2 separate regions of the Homo sapiens genome follow, and region 1 is linked to region 2. Evidence: chromatin contacts called from ENCODE Hi-C or POLR2A ChIA-PET data. All regions are on one chromosome and are shown on one strand. The core of a region is the stretch at or near the end of the contact, and the rest is flanking DNA. Distances in the headings are between cores, read along the strand shown.

What was found. A loop is a pair of places that touch in the nucleus more often than their neighbours do. ChIA-PET counts read pairs that join two places held with the same protein, here RNA polymerase II (POLR2A). Pooled maps may share reads with other maps.
Region 1: a loop to region 2 is called in a pooled map, with 3 times the contacts of the local background. The contact joins the enhancer-like site here to the promoter of RIOX1 in region 2. A Hi-C loop is called at or near these places in 4 of 50 pooled maps. POLR2A ChIA-PET finds 5 or more read pairs at or near these places in 4 of 52 experiments (CD4-positive, alpha-beta T cell, CD8-positive, alpha-beta T cell, GM12878 and 1 more).

Annotation. Positions count from the first base shown.
Region 1 is chr14:73,739,835-73,743,892 of GRCh38, reverse strand. MIDEAS (mitotic deacetylase associated SANT domain protein) reads left to right here. Exons shown (of 13, transcript NM_001367710.1): 2 at 3,638-4,058. The coding sequence starts at 3,885. The region is part of intron 1 of LOC124903345 (a long non-coding RNA gene); the gene reads right to left. Among named protein-coding and RNA genes, the nearest start is that of MIR4505, 17 kb to the left of the region's middle. RefSeq lists a silencer at 1-287, cis regulatory regions at 1,499, 1,489-1,510 and enhancers at 1,415-1,584, 2,578-3,091, 3,092-3,607. Within about 2 kb of position 2,197, at least 39 of the 41 ENCODE cell types and tissues checked have a DNase peak (open chromatin) inside an H3K27ac peak, as active enhancers do; they include CD4-positive, alpha-beta T cell and CD8-positive, alpha-beta T cell, where a contact is called at or near this core.
Region 2 is chr14:73,489,525-73,493,836 of GRCh38, reverse strand. It overlaps RIOX1 (ribosomal oxygenase 1), which reads right to left and starts at 2,904. Exons shown (of 1, transcript NM_024644.5): 1 at 443-2,904. The coding sequence starts at 2,819. The coding sequence ends at 894. It overlaps HEATR4 (HEAT repeat containing 4), which reads left to right. Exons shown (of 18, transcript NM_001220484.1): 17 at 713-771. It also overlaps a transcript of ACOT1 not described here. RefSeq lists enhancers at 1,439-1,939, 3,128-3,237, 2,919-3,824 and a silencer at 2,288-2,577.

The DNA of each region.
Region 1 (4,058 bases), core at 948-3,447, 250 kb before region 2:
TGGAGGAAGGGAAAAGTGAATAGAGCGTGACAGTCAAACAGACTGACAGGGCGGGTTGCCGTGTCTGGGGCCCCGTGGTGACTGTGGGTTTCCTTTTGCAGTGTTCCTGCATCCGTTGTCAGAGGCCCTGCAGCTGGTCCCAGGGCTGAGCTGCTGGCAGGAGTTCCTCATGACATCCTCTTCCCTGCAATCTCAGGGACTAGGCCCACAGGTCAGCAGCCTTTGGAGGTGTCGTCCTTCCTCTTCCTCACTGTGAGGAAGGGCAGTTTGATTTCCATCTGAGGGACAGGGCAGCGGGGGTGGGGTAGAAGAAATGAGAGGAAGTGGCGCAGTCCTGACCCCGAGTTGCAGGCTGGGAGAAGCCCATGGGGTCTGAGAGCTGGAGGCACCACCAGCAGCAACTGAGCCCGGGGTGGGGTTGCAGGAGCTGGAGAGTCCAGGCCTAGATCGGGGGCTAGAGTGGCCAGTGCAGGAGGAAGTGTTTCAGGCCTCCCTGCAGGTAGACCTCACACATCTGCTGACCCCTCTGTGGTGAGACCTTTTCCTGCTCTCCCTTCCTGGAAGGCCAAGGGTCTCAGCTGTATTTGGGGAGAATGGGAGAGAGTACCTGCCAAAGGTTCAGGCAGGGGTAAGGGGCTTCCCAGTGCCAATGAGAAGGGATATCTGATATCTGTGTCTAGAAAATCCTTGCTTGGAGGTGGTGTAGAGTGTGCTGTGGAAGGGAGGTGTATGAAGAGGGGTCTGGGGTCTTAGTGGCATATCTTGGGGATAAGGAAGAAGAGCTTGATCTTAGAGTCAGACAGATCTGGGTTCCAGTCTTGGCTCTGCAACATAATGACTGTGTGACCGTAGGCAACTTACTTAGCTCCTCTGAGCCTCATCTAGCTAACCTGTAAATAGAGGTTAAAATCGCAACTCCTGCCTTATAAGGCCATGGTGGGAATTTAAAGGATATAAAGCACGTAGGATCTGCCTGGCACGGGTGCACCATCACCATCATCATTACTCCTATGACTACTTAGTGCCCTGCTGCCTAGGTGTGCCTCTTCACCCTTCCTCCCAGGCTGCCAGTATCTTCCACTCTTCTCCCCACCCCCAGCCGATGACCTTTCTTCTCTGAGGGTCCCAGGCCTGACTGTCTGTGCCCCTGGCACCCTTAGCTCTTCGGTGAGGGTGACAGGGAGGCCTCTGCAGCAAGAAGTTTCTGGGGTGATTCAGCCTTCCCCAAACCAGGCCCCCTGATTTCTTCAAAGCAAGTCCCTGTCTGAGCTTCAGAGGCTGCTGTGGTATCCTGAATGATGGCCCTCCTTGATGTGCAGGGTGGGAGTGGGAGGCTTCCCAGCTGAGCTCAGCTCCTCCAGGGCTGACCATACAGCTGTGGGTAAGCCCCTGTAAGACCTGCATCTGGCCTCTGGCCCCTGCCCTGGGCAGAAGCAGGCTTGTCCTGGAGCCGCAGGCCCCGCCTCATCTCCTTCTGAGCAGCCATCCCCATGGAGGGGGCGCACCCCTCCATCAGGTTCACACTGGCACGTGCATCCAGGCCCACCCGCCACGTGGACCTTCCCTTGCTCCAGGCCTCAAGCCCGTGCTGTGGCTCACAAGGAGACAGGGCTGTGATGAAGGGAGGCGTGAGTGTGTGTGAGCGCCCACTGGAGGGGCTCGCAGCCCCCTGGAGGCACGTGGGCTTGCCAGGCTGGCGCACATTCTTCCTTTCTCTGTCTTGCTTCTGCAGACACGCACTTCTAGTTCTGTGGGCTTGATGTTCCCTCGGAGAGGCGGAGCCAGACAGTCCCACCCTGCAGCTTCATGGGGGTGCCCAGGGTGATTTTCAGTGCAGGGTTTAGCTTTTGGGTTCCTGCTCTGAATTAGGTTGGCTGTCAGGGAATGCGGGTTTAAAAGCAAGAGAAAGGTTGTTTCTGCAGCCCGCAGCTCTGCACTTCTTGTCCAAATCCCCCCACTCCCCTCTTGCTGGGGGTGAGGGTGACTTGGATGCCCTCCTAGTCTCTGTGCCTCTCCCTCCCTCCAGCTTCATATATGAAAAGACAAAGGCTGCACACGAGGAGGGTCTCTTACTCTCTTCAAGGCCCAGGAGCTGAGGAAGGAAATGGAGGAGGAAATTACTCCCCTTCTGGGTGCTGGGTGAAAGTGAAAGATAGGGAGGGGGCCCTCAGTGAGTCACGCAGGCGGGCAGGAGGCAGGCAGGCTCCAGGAGCACAGGGGCTGGGGAGCTGCGGAAGCCTGCAGAGGAGCGATAGCCTGGGAGGGGCATTCCTGGTGCTGGGGGTGGGCCGAACTGCAAACTGGGTATAGTCGGGACCCTGTGCCCGCCCAGCCCTGCCCTCCGCTGCTGCTGGCTGGTTTCCTGGGAGCGGCTGGGGTTGCTAACAATGACCTGTAGCATCTAGGGCCTGAGATTTCCTCTTCAGAGCCGCCCGAGCTGTTTTCCCCTCTTCCTAGGGACCAGAATCTTACTGGGGAAAGAGGTGGGCTATGTAGCTCCCACCCCCACCAACTTCCCAGGAAAAAAACAAAACCCAAACATCACTCTGAGGGAAAGAAAAGTCTTGAAAAATACATGCAAGCAGCTATGCTATAAAATACAGGTCTAGATTCTGTTCTGTAGCGACTGCTTTAAAAAATCAAGTTACGAAACAAAAATGGAAAAACTGTGTACTTAAGTCATGACATTATCGTGGAGAAACCTTCTGGAACTGAGTTCTAGCAATCTGCACCCTCTACGATCTGAGTTACACTATTTGCCAGGGGCTCTTCGGCAGTGGAAGGGGCAGGGGTCAGGCAGGGGCGGGGTCAGCTGCTGACCAGCTCTTGGCCTGGATCCTGCCTCCACCCTGCCAGGGTTGCAAAACAGGTTCTGTGCTAGTTTGGGAAAGACTCTGGCAGCCACAGCCCCACCCAGCAGCTCTTCCCAGGGGTGGGGCTAGGACTGCACACACCCTTCTGGGGCCTTACCTGCAGGCCTTGGTGAGCCTGACCCTGGGCCCCTGACTCTACAAGGGTCTGTTGGAGCTCCTGACTCTGGGGCTGCACAGGAGGAGTGGCCACGTCGGGAATGACCCTGTCCTCTCCACTTCCCGAGCCTGAGATGTGCTTGGAGTGTCAGAGGAGGCACTGGCTGGACAAAGATCCTTCTGGGTCTGGTGGGAGGCTCCTGCATAGACAGATGTGTGCCAGGAGGACTAGGCCTGGCTGCCCAGGGGGCTAGGGCCTGGGTAAGAGGAGAGGGGAGCCAGTGTGGCTTTTGCTGCCTCTTTCTCAGCTGGGCTGGAGGGGCTTGGGCTGGATGTCAGCTCCACCTGTGCCTTAGAATGTGCCTATGCAGTGCACAAATAACACAGACAGATGCAGGCAGTCCTGGAGCGGAACCAGGAGGGTGAGGTGGTGGGACAAGAGAGTCACAGTGCCCTGGGAGATGCAGCTGATTCTCCTGCCCTCCTGGCAGCTCCCCAAAAGTCCTGGCTCCTGCCTCACCAATGCTGCTCTGTGACTTGGGGCCTGTCCCTGTGATATGAGGTGGTGGGACCGAAGGCCCTTGGAGCCCCTTTTCTTACACTTGTGCTGATGTTCGGGGCATCCTGGGAGGCTGTGGCTGACACTGTCACTGCTCTTCCCTCTGCAGGTGCCAGAACCCTGTGGAGCATCATGAACTGGGAAGAGTAGCTGAGCCCCAGAGCCTCTCTGGAAGAGAAAGGAAGAGCCAGCAGTTCTTTCTCCCAGTGTCCGACCTCACTGTCCAGCGTCTTCCTCTGCCCCTGCTCTGCCCTCCCTGGCTCCTGGACTAGAGCCCGGCTTCCAGCAGGACGTTTCCCCAGGGGATGGGCGACTGTTGAAGGGGATCTCACCGCCAGGGCTCAGTTGGCCACATCATGAACCTCCAGGCCCAGCCCAAGGCTCAGAACAAGCGGAAGCGTTGCCTCTTCGGGGGCCAGGAACCAGCTCCCAAGGAGCAGCCCCCTCCCCTGCAGCCCCCCCAGCAGTCCATCAGAGTGAAGGAGGAGCAGTACCTCGGGCACGAGGGTCCAGGAGGGGCAGTCTCCACC
Region 2 (4,312 bases), core at 1,655-4,154:
AGACGGAGTCTCGCTCTGTTGCCCAGGCTGGAATGCAGTGGCATGATCTCAGCTCACTGCAACCTCCACCTCCCAGGTTCAAGTGATCCTCCTGCCTCAGCCCCCCTAGTAGCTGGGATTACAGGCACGCACCACTATGCCTGGCTAATTTTTGTATTCTCACTAGAGATGGGGTTTTGCCATGTTGGCCAGGCTGGTCTCAAACTGCTGACCTCAGGTGATCCACCCGCCTCGGCCTCCTAAAGTGCTAGGATTACAGGCATGAGTACCGCACCCAGCCTGAGAGTCTCTTCCTTAAGAGGTTGATTAACATGCTCCTTTTACATGCTACAACCACCCCAGGTTGCTTTTCACTTCAGCCATTATAGATTTTCCCTATCTTCCTCCCGCTCCTGCATTTCTTCGAACCATCCCACATAATAATCTAGCCTTAGGAAAGGGAAACATTCTTTGGCACTTTAATAACTTTTCTAAGGTTCATACAAATTTAACAATAACAAACAGGATACTGACCCCGACCCGCCCATGAAAAAGAACTCAGATGAAAGATCCAAATTCCAAAAAAAATCTAATATCTGTCTCAAGCAGAACGACATGGTCAGTGTTACCCAGTACACTGAAGCCTGAAGGTGATGAAGTTGGTGCTCTGAAATGATCACGGATCAAGGGTTTTTTTTCCACCTCCAACTTCTCCTTTTCCTTTTGTACCTAGATGAGATGGTTCTTCCTAGAAGACCTTCCGAGGTTTGTGACACTGAAGCAGTGATAAAGGTAAATGTGAGCACACTGATGCTTATCAAGGTAAGAACGTGAGTTTAAGGAAAAAAAAAAAAAAAAGGTAGCAGTGGCAGCGGAGAATCACTACTGCCTTGTTTCCAGCAATCAACAAGAAACTAATTTAGGGCTAGAGGCATCTTAGTGAGCAGCAGCCCCTTATCATACAACGTGGTTGCCAAGGACAGCTGGTCCTCCACACTGTCACAGGGCAGGTCCCCCACTCTCACAAACTCTGGATAAGAACCAAGCAACAGTTCCATGGCATCAGCTTGCTGGGGGTATATTTCCAAGCACTTGGGTTCTTCCAGATGATACACACGGGAGTTTTCCACTGTGTAATAGAGAAACAAATGGCCCCCCTCACCCACCAGCCGAGCTATCCCATCCTGAAGCATATGGACTTCTGTTTCTGTTGTCAACTGGGCCCCCACGTTTACAGGTTCTCCAGCCTCCCAGCGAATTGGAAGCCCGTAAACACTTAGTGCCCTCTCCCTATCAGTCAAAACAGGGGGCAGAGAATCGTGAATGAAGTCTTTGGCTCGCTGGTCGGCCACAGCATCAACAGGAGCAAAGTGTCCCAGGCGGGCAACCAAGACCCGCACCTTCTCCATGAAAGCGGTTCTTCGCGGATCCTTAGAATCTGAATGCTGGGCCCCCATGTAATCCATGAAGTCTCGGGGCAGACCCCTCCGAAACTCCACATTTTCTTCCATTGCAGCCTGCACTGCCAGAGGCAGTATGGCCTCTAAGAAGTCACCCCAGGTATTGCGCTGGTACGTGGACAAGGTGAGGTGCAGAGAGTGGACTCCATCCTGGCATTCAGCTTGGTGAATGAAGCCCCGAGGAAAATACAGCAAATCTCCAGGTTCCAGCACGGTCTGCAGCACCGGCTCACCGAGGTCGTCCTGACTGAAGTTGGGGCTGGATGTCAGAGCCAGTTCCTCGGTTGGGACTCGGGGTCGGTATACACGCCAGAGTTTCCTACCTTCCAGCTGCAGCACGAAGGCCTCGATGTCGTCGTAGTGGGGGGCAAAGCCCTGCGAGTTAGGGGGCGTGAGGTAAACGTTGGAGCCTGCCATGCTTCCAAACTGCTCTTGAAGCACAGCCAAAAACTGCCACACAGTAGTAGAGAAAGCCTGCGGACAGAGGAGACGCAGGGAGCAGCCGGCCTGGTACAGGGACCACGCGGCGGCGGGCAGCGCGCGGCCGGGTGGGTTCAGGGTCTCGCGTCGTCCGTTGATGTAGCGAGCGGCGTCCAAATGCTGGCCGAACTGCACCTCCTCGTTGCGCAGCATCGAATCCAGGTCAGCGGTAGAGAAAAGTCCCTGGTAGTAGGTGTGGTCCTGCCGCCGCACCAGCACCGCCTCGCGCTCCCATAGGCGCCGGTAAAAGTGATCTGGCGGCATGGGCGCGATGAGCCACTCAAAGAGGCGGGCCGCTCGCCGCCGGCTGCTGGGGATGCGGTTCAGCTCGGCCAAGACGCGCCGCAGCGGGGAGTCCCAGGCCGGCTCCCCACCCGTGTTATCCACCTGCGGCCCCGACGCCGTCGCAGGGGCCCCGGACGACTGGACGGCCGCTAAGTGTTGCGCGGTGCACAGCAGGGCCGAGGTCTCCACCACCCGGACCGGCGCGGCGGGCACCTCCACCAGGCGCGCGGGCGGCGCGGAAGCGGGCACCAGGCGCGCCGACGGGGTCTGCAGGGAGCGCGCGGCGGGCGAGGCCTCCAGCAGCTCTGCGGGCCCCAGGTGGCCGTATGGCTCTCGCCGGGCTGCGTCCGGGACGGCCGCCACCGCCGCCCCACCGGGTAGCGCGTCCCCCAGGTCGTCGGCCGTCGACTCCACCCTCGATTCCTCCGAGTTCTCGCTAGGCAGCGTCTGCGTCCTCAGCGCTGCCATGCGGGATACAACACTTCGCAGCTGCTTTCGTATCTTCCTGGACCTCAAGGGCAGGGCCAGGACCGACCCGCTGTGTGGCTGGGGCTTGCGCCGGCGCTTCGGCCGCCCGCGCCTCAACGGCCCTGCACTGGCCTGGAGCCCATCCATGGCCAGACCACACCAGTCTTCCCCGCCCGGCCGGCCGGGGGCGAAGCTAAAGCGGTTCCTGAATGCAGCGGCTGCGGTGCACTCTGGGAAGGGGGCGCGGCCTCCAGCCACCTCGGGGTTGGCCACGCCCATCATTCTTCTATTCGGCCCCTCCCGCTCTCTTTCATTAAATGTTTGGCTTCAAGCTGTAGCGGCAGCGGCAAGAACCCTTGCCAAACAAACAAGGAATCTACACTCAGAGAGCAATTTAAAAATCAAGTTGCGGCCAAGCGCGGTGGTTCACGACTGTAATCCTAGCACTTTCGGAGGCCGAGGTGTGTGGATCACCTGAGGTCAGGAGTTCGAGACCAGCCTGACCAGTATGGTGAAACCCCGTCTGTACTAAAACTACAAAAATTGGCCGGGCGCGGTGGCTCCGCCTGTAATCCCAGCACTTTGGGAGGCCGAGGCGGGCGGATCACGAGGTCAGGAGATCGAGACCATCCTGGCTAACACGGTGAAACCCCGTCTCTACTAAAAAAGAAAAATACAAAAAACTAGCCGGACGTGGTGCTGGGCGCCTGTAGTCCCGGCTACTCGGGAGGCTGAGGCAGGAGGATGGCGTGAACCCGGGAGGCAGAGCTTGCAGTGAGCCGAGATGGCGCCACTGCACTCCAGCCTGGGCGACAGAGCGAGACTCCGCCTCAAAAAAATAAAAATAAATAATAATTTAAAAATTACAAAAATTAGCCAGGTGTGGTGACTTGCACCTGTAGTCCCAGCTACTCGGGAGGCTGAGACAGGAGAATTGCTTGAACTCGGGAGGTGGAGGTTGCAGTGAGCCGAGATCGTACCATTGCACTCCAGCCTGGGCGACAGAGTGAGACTCTTGTCTCAAAAAACAAGAAGAAGCACAAAATCAAGTTACTAGAGACTCCCCAGGAGAAATGGCTACTTGACTGTTTTTTCCTTCTAGTCTCTGCACATTGCAGTGTTCCTTGGATGTCCTCATTTCTAAACAGGATGTTCCACCGGCAGGTTCCCACCAAAAAGTGCAGAATTCTTCTTTTCAAGGAATGCCCCCAGGCAGTTTGAGTTCCGCAGAAACTTCTGCTCTGCAGATGAATTCACTGATTGAAGCCTTATCTAGGAGTTCCTCCACCTAACTTCTCTCCCTCTTTTCTCCAATACAAATTCTCAAATTCATTGTCCTCTCTCTGAAAAATAAGTTAAGAATTTCTCTACTTGCATTCTTGATATCTGCCCTTCCTGCCCCTCTGGGATTTTGTTTCTTTAGCTACAACTTCTTTGGCTCTTAAACTCAGGATCTTAAATCGGCTTCTAATTTAACAGGCAATGTGGTGGCATGCGGGTGTAATTTTTGAGAACGTGGTCACTGTCTGTCATGCAACTAATTGCTTTGTACATAAAGATTCCTTGTCTTCATTTGAATCATTTAAGATAAACTCCCAGAAATAAAAGTGCTGGGTCAAAAAGTAAGATACTTTTTGTGA